Linked DNA regions of Homo sapiens: region 1 is linked to region 2. The links are chromatin contacts, found by Hi-C or POLR2A ChIA-PET in ENCODE. All regions are on one chromosome and are shown on one strand. Each heading gives the region's core, a stretch centred on a gene start or an enhancer-like site at or near the end of the contact. The rest is flanking DNA. Distances are from core to core; before and after follow the strand shown.

What was found. A loop is a pair of places that touch in the nucleus more often than their neighbours do. ChIA-PET counts read pairs that join two places held with the same protein, here RNA polymerase II (POLR2A). Pooled maps may share reads with other maps.
Region 1: a map of HepG2 shows a loop between it and region 2 (2.3-fold over the local background). The contact joins two enhancer-like sites. A Hi-C loop is called at or near these places in 2 of 168 maps with a recorded cell type or tissue (Caco-2 and HepG2) and 3 of 50 pooled maps. POLR2A ChIA-PET finds 5 or more read pairs at or near these places in 3 of 52 experiments (Panc1, RWPE1 and activated CD4-positive, alpha-beta T cell).

What each region holds. Positions count from the first base shown.
Region 1 is chr6:110,737,429-110,740,618 of GRCh38, reverse strand. All of the region lies in intron 2 of CDK19 (cyclin dependent kinase 19), which reads left to right. Among named protein-coding and RNA genes, the nearest start is that of CDK19, 76 kb to the left of the region's middle. Within about 2 kb of position 1,503, at least 2 of the 41 ENCODE cell types and tissues checked have a DNase peak (open chromatin) inside an H3K27ac peak, as active enhancers do.
Region 2 is chr6:110,681,054-110,684,282 of GRCh38, reverse strand. All of the region lies in intron 2 of CDK19 (cyclin dependent kinase 19), which reads left to right. Among named protein-coding and RNA genes, the nearest start is that of CDK19, 130 kb to the left of the region's middle. Within about 2 kb of position 1,753, at least 7 of the 41 ENCODE cell types and tissues checked have a DNase peak (open chromatin) inside an H3K27ac peak, as active enhancers do.

The DNA of each region.
Region 1 (3,190 bases), core at 254-2,753, 57 kb before region 2:
AAAATAAGTTAAAGAGCTTGTAATCATGGAATAAACTTGGAAGAAGTACAAGTTTACAGAAAGGAAAAACGTTTAAGAATGAAATGTGTTATTACCTCGTCTCACTAAAAAAGAATGTCATGTCACGTTTTAATTTCATTTGAACCTTATTGACCAAAGGCTAATTATAACCTCATACCTTTGTACAGTGCTTTACACTTTACATTATGCCACAACAGGAAGTAATTCTGGGTGATTAAAATACCAGGATCATGTGAACGTCAGCATTTTTAGCCTGGGATTACAGGGAAGTTCTAATATGAAGTCTATTACATTTGTGGCCTCTGTGATCTTAAGGTTGGTAGGTTGAAAACGTGGTAAATGCTATTAATTCAACCATTAATTTGTTTTGCGATTATGAGATTAAAATATGTTTGTCGTAAAATTAGCAGACAATATAGAAAAAGGCTGGTAAAAGTACCTGTTATGTCAACACTCAAAAGTAATCATTTTTTTTTTGTATATTCTTCTAGACTTTTTTCTTTGCAAAAATACAGAGAATTTTTCCCCCCACAAGAGCAGAGAGTCCATTAATTTTCATGAAATATAATTTAATCTGGAATAATACAAATATAAATTTCAAATTTATTAATCATTCTAGTTTTGTAGGATATAAAGATTATAAGATTATTACCCTTGAGTCTAGGTGTGGTGGCCCCCACCTGTAATCCCAGCACTTTGGGAGACTGAGGTGGGATGATTGCTTGAGGCCAAGAGTTTGAGATCAGCCTGGACAATATTGTGAGACCCTGTCTCTATAATAATAATAATAATAATAATAATTAGCTGGGCATAGTGGCACTCACCTGTAGTCCTAGCTACCTGGGAGGCTGAGGTGGGAGGATTGCTTGAGTCCAGGAGTTAGAGGTTACAGTGAGTTACGATTGCACCACTACACTCCAGCCTGGGTGACAGAGTGAGAACCCCATCTCAAAAAAAAAAATGTATATATATAAAATACAATAAAATATTATTACTCCTGAGTACTTCTAACAACATCGAGATATTTCCAAATGAAGTGAAGAGTGGCTGAAGGGAAAATTAGGGGGAAGTAGGGTGAAGGGCATAGGTTGAGGAGGTGTCTTAGTCTGTTTGGGCTGTCATAACAAAATACCATAGACTTGGTGGCTTATAAACACCTATTTCTAACAATTCTGGAGGCTGGGAAGTCCAGGATCAAGGCCCATTCAGTGTCTGGCCCATTCAGTGTCTGGTAAGGGTCCACTTCCTAGTTCACAGATGGACGGCTGTCTTCTCCCTGTGTCTCCACATGGTGGAAAGCCAACCATTTCTCTCGGCTCTCTTACATAAGGGAACTAATTCCATTCATGAGGGCTCTGTCCTCGTGACCTAGTCACCTCCCAGAGGCCTCATGTCCTAATATCATCACTTTGGTTAGGGTTTAGGATTTCAACATACGAATTTGGGAGGGCAAGGGGCATAAACATTCAGTTTATTGAGGAGGGAAGAGAAATAGGGAAATACTGACTTCTTCAGACTGCTGGCAGCAGCAGTCTGGCTTGGGTTGCTGATTAACTCCACTTCCTCATTCACCTCTGCTCAGTTCTTTCTCAGTGTATATATCCATCAATATCCCAGCATTGATGTTTCTGTGGTGAGAGGCAGGATCAGCTGAAAGGGGCTGTCACTTGCAGTTCTTCCACATAGTGCCCAGCAGGCAGGGTGGAGTGGAGCAGCACTTTTCCTTCTTTCTTTCTTTTCCTCTCTTGCCACCATGGTGGTGTAGCAGGCTGCTTTGTAAACTTCAGTGGAATCCTTGGAACTTTCCTCTTGGCATAAAGGAATAAACCTTTGCTTTTTTAAATTTATGAAGTGGAATTGATAGAATGTATGTTTGCTGAGGATTCCTCTGAGAAAAACTCTAAAATGTCTATAAGCCAAGGCTCTAATTCTTTTTAATTTAATTTCTACCAAGCTTAAAATTATTTTATTAAATTATATGTATAGTGAGAAATATCTATTTAGTTTTATTAAGATTATTTAATTACATTATCTCAGTTGTTTTTATATTTTGTTTGGTTGTTTATTTATTTATTTTTGAGACAGAGTCTTGCTCTGTCACCCAGGCTGGAGTGCAGTGGCGCGATCTCGGCTCACTGCAACCTCCGCCTCCCAGGTTCAAGTGATTTTCCTGCCTCAGTCTCCTGAGTAGCTGGGATTACAAGCATGTGCCACCATCCCTGGCTAATTTTTTTTTTTTTTTGTATTTTTAGCAGAGATGGGGTTTCACCGTGTTGGCCAGGCTGGTCTCGAACTCCTGACCTCAAGTGATCTGGTCACCTTGGCCTTCCAAAGTGCTGTGATTACAGACATGAGCCACCACACCTGGCTTGTTTTTATGTTTTACACTGAGTGCAAGTTTCTTTTTCTTTTTAAATATGCGTGCAACTTTATGAAAGTATAGATTAGTGGAAATAGATGTGTGAATCAAGTATTTTACCTTTTCTGTGAAAGGGACAAAATCAAAGTTTAGTACTGAGATTTTTGTAAAAAACACTCAAAGTAGAAAAAGAATTTTTTTTTCAGACTTTTAACATGATGTTCTGTAACAGTTATTTTCTTTAAAATTTGGTATGGTGTTAAGAGAATAGAACTAAGTAAATGTGAAATTTCCCTTGAGCAAGATCTGTTCTTTGGTGTGATCCTTGTGTTTTCCTTAAAAACAAACAAAAATTTTACTTTTGGAGTTGAAGACTCAGCATGGATATTTCCTTATGAAAAATGTGGGTTTTTTTTCCTTGCAATATATGGTGATAGTTAATATTTTTCTCAAATATATATTTAGCTTCCTTGGCAAAATAAAGACTTTCTGCCAACTCCTATACTTAAAAATGAAATCTTGTAAGAGTTTGGGATTGGAGTTTGCTATTATTTTAGGAGGATTCTGGGAAACTAATACAAGGTCAGTGCCTAGGGAGGAACTACACTGTAGCATTTTTTATTTCCTTTTAAGACCTGAAAAGGTACAAGGAGCCAGCGAGCAAATAGAACCTCCAGTCCTATCGTGTATCTGTCTGTTGTCTGCTCTACTATGCCTGTTAAGTCATGAGACTCTTGGAAGATGTGTGTGTGTGTGTATGTATACACCTATTGGACTATTTTTCAAGCTACTATGTTTCCTATGAGAAGA
Region 2 (3,229 bases), core at 504-3,003:
TACATAGAGTCAAATGCAAATTTCATTTTGTTTAACTGTCAAGGTAGGAAGGTTTTTGACAAGGAGGGTTGCAAGCAAAAGTTTACTTAATGAATCAGTAAATGAGTTAGAATACCCCTCAGAATTCCAGGTAATTAAGATTTTACTTTGTAAACTCTTTGTTTTAGTTTGTATCTGTTTCATTTTTCATATTTAAATTGTGTATATTCAGAGTGCCCTTGATTTATAAGAAGTATATCCAATTTTCTCATGGGATATGTTAATAAAAGATTAAGGCTGGGCATGGTGGCTCATGCCTGTATTCTCGGCACTTTGGGAGGCTGAGGCAGGTGGATCACCTGAGGTCAGGAATTTGAGACTAGCCTGGCCAAGGTGAAACCCCATCTCCACTAAAAAAAAAAAAAATACAAAAAATGAGCTAGACATGGTGGCATGTGTCTGTGATCCCAGCTACTCGGGAGGCTGAGGCAGGAGAATCACTTCAACCCGGGAAGTGGAGGTTGCAGTGAGCTGAGATCACGCCACTGTACTCCAGCCTGGCAACAGAGTGAGACTCTGTCTCCAAAAAAAAAAAAAAAAAAGATTAAATACTTATACTAAAAAAGAATAGGTATGCTCTCATAGTCAAGGAGATGTGAATTTCTTATTTATCGCAAAGCTTACTTGGTTTCAGATATCTCTCTTAGACCAAGTACATGCAGAATTTAAAAGTCAGAGAGAAAATGAAACCAGATTGTTGAAAAATGGGAAAGGAAATAACTTTCATATAGCCATTTTATTATTATAGAAACTACTAAGTGGGTGTTTCATGGACTTTGGCAAGGAAATGCTGTGGCATTTTCCAACTCAGCCTCACTCTCTAAGTATCTCTGATGTCAAAGCTAACCGGAGTGGTTAGCATTGAAATTTTCACTTAAGTACAACAATGACAACAGCCACTGTTTATCAAGAACAATGCCAGGCATTCTACCTGGATTATCCGATTTACTCTTCATAACATTCTTGCAAATAGTGGTGGTTAAAAATGATAATAAAAGCTATAATTTGTCAAATGCTTAATTCGTTCCAAGCATCGTGCTATGTACTTTTTTTTTTTTTTTTTTTTTTTGGAGACAGTCTTGCTCTGTTGCCCAGGCTGGAGTGCAGTGGCACCATCTTGACTCACTGCAACCTCCGCCTCCTGGGTTCAAGTGATTCTCCTGCCTCAGCCTCCCGAGTAGCTGGGACTACAGGCGCCCACCACCATGCCTGGCTAATTTTTGTATTTTTAGTAGAGATTGGGTTTCACCATATTGGCCAGGCTGGTCTCGAACTCCTGACCTCAGGTGATCCACCTGCCTTGGCCTCCCAGAGTGCCAGGATTAGAGGTGTGAGCCACCGTGCCTGGCCCACTGTGCTGTGTATTTAATCTATTTATATTAATTTATTCTTTGTGGAAACTGTTTATGTTTGTAAGTAGACATCTTATTCTTCTATGAGATTCAGAAGAGTTAAGCAACTTGCCTTATGTCTTAACTGCTGCTAGTAAGACAGGATTCAAACTCAGCCTCTGATTCTAAAACCTATATTTTTTGCATTTTACTTACTGCCTCACTGTCATTTCAACTGGGTGGCAAAGGGGAACATTGACCTCCCTGGAGCTTATGACTGGTAACCAGGAAGTGTCACTGAAGTAAAATGAAGCAGAAGATTTAGGGCCACCTTGAACCAGAGCTGTGTTAGTCTGTACAGACCCCTTTTCAGAGTATGAGTGCCACCTGCTGGAAGGTTATGATGAATCTCATGTGTTTATAAAGAGCAGCTTCCAAAAGGCCTGTCGTAGGTGTGAAAGTGTCAACTTTCAAATACTAATTCTTAATTTACAGTTTTAGGAGTATTGGAACATTTTGGAATTAGGCAAATCTCCTATTTGCCATAAAACACCCTACTTCATTTACCTTCAGTTCTTTGGGAAGGGGAAAGAGGTGTTAAGACATTTTAAAAAATGATACTCAGTGCTTTCTAAAATAAAGTCGGTGATACTGTTCTCACTGAGGGGAAAGATTGATGGTCAAATGAATCACACTGTTACTTAAAAGAGATCAAAAAAGAATAGAAAATTGGATTTACTTTGAGATAAGTGAGTAATTGAAGTATAAGAGGATCTTTCCATTCAGAATGCCCTTGAAAAAGGAGTCAGGGACCCATGAGGGCATCATAGACTTGGAGAACAGAAAGTGAAAAGGGAAGAAAGATGTATACATAAAAATACGAATGGATTCTGGAATTTTTAGTCTAGTACAGACTCTCTAAATTGAGTCAGGATCTAGAGAAAGTTTAGAATTCTAACTGTAGATTATTTTACATTTAGGACAGTGAAAAGTGGACACTTTAAAAATAGCTACTTACATGCTTTGAAAGGAGCTCAGATAAAATATTGGCATGTTCATTGAACATTCTTCATTAGGCTCCAGTGGGATCATGTTACTATGCTGTGAGTATCTGGCATGGAAGATGTTATCATATAATATGAGACACAGGAAAATAATGGTCTACTTAATTGCTGTTTAAGTATGATTACACGTATTTGTAGTTGTATGATGTCATGTTGAACAAACATTTGTTAGACAAGAGATTAAAGTCCGTTGGTAAAATCTGATTTTGCCAAGAGATGGGGAAAGTACAAGTATGGCCATCTCCTTTCACTGTGTCCCTTCTCAGATAACCATGTAAAAAGAAGCTGAGATAGTATGATAGTGTCTTATTTTGGTAGGTGGATTTCTGGAAAGTTCTGTCTTCTGGTGTGTGTATGTATTTGTTTTTAAATTATAAGAGTAATGCTCATTGAAGAAAACTTGTAAAATAGAAAAAATAGAAATATAAATTATGCATAATCTCACACCCAGAAATAACTATTGTTAATGTTTTGGCATATTTCTGTTTGTTTTTTGTTTTTTTGAGACAGAGTCTCACTCTGGTGCCCAGGCTGAAGTGCAGTGGTGCGATCTTGGCTCACTGCAACCTCTGTCTCCCGGGTTCAAGCGATTGTCCTGCCTTAGTCTCTCGAGTAGCTGGGACTACAGGCATGCGGTACCACGCTCGGCTGATTTTTGTATTTTTAGTAGAGACGGGGTTTCATCGTGTTGGCCAGGCCAGTCGTGAACTCCTGATCTCAAGACATCAAGTGATCTGCCTGCTTCGGCCTCCCAGACTGCTGGCATTACAGGTGTGAGCCACCACGCCCAGCCCA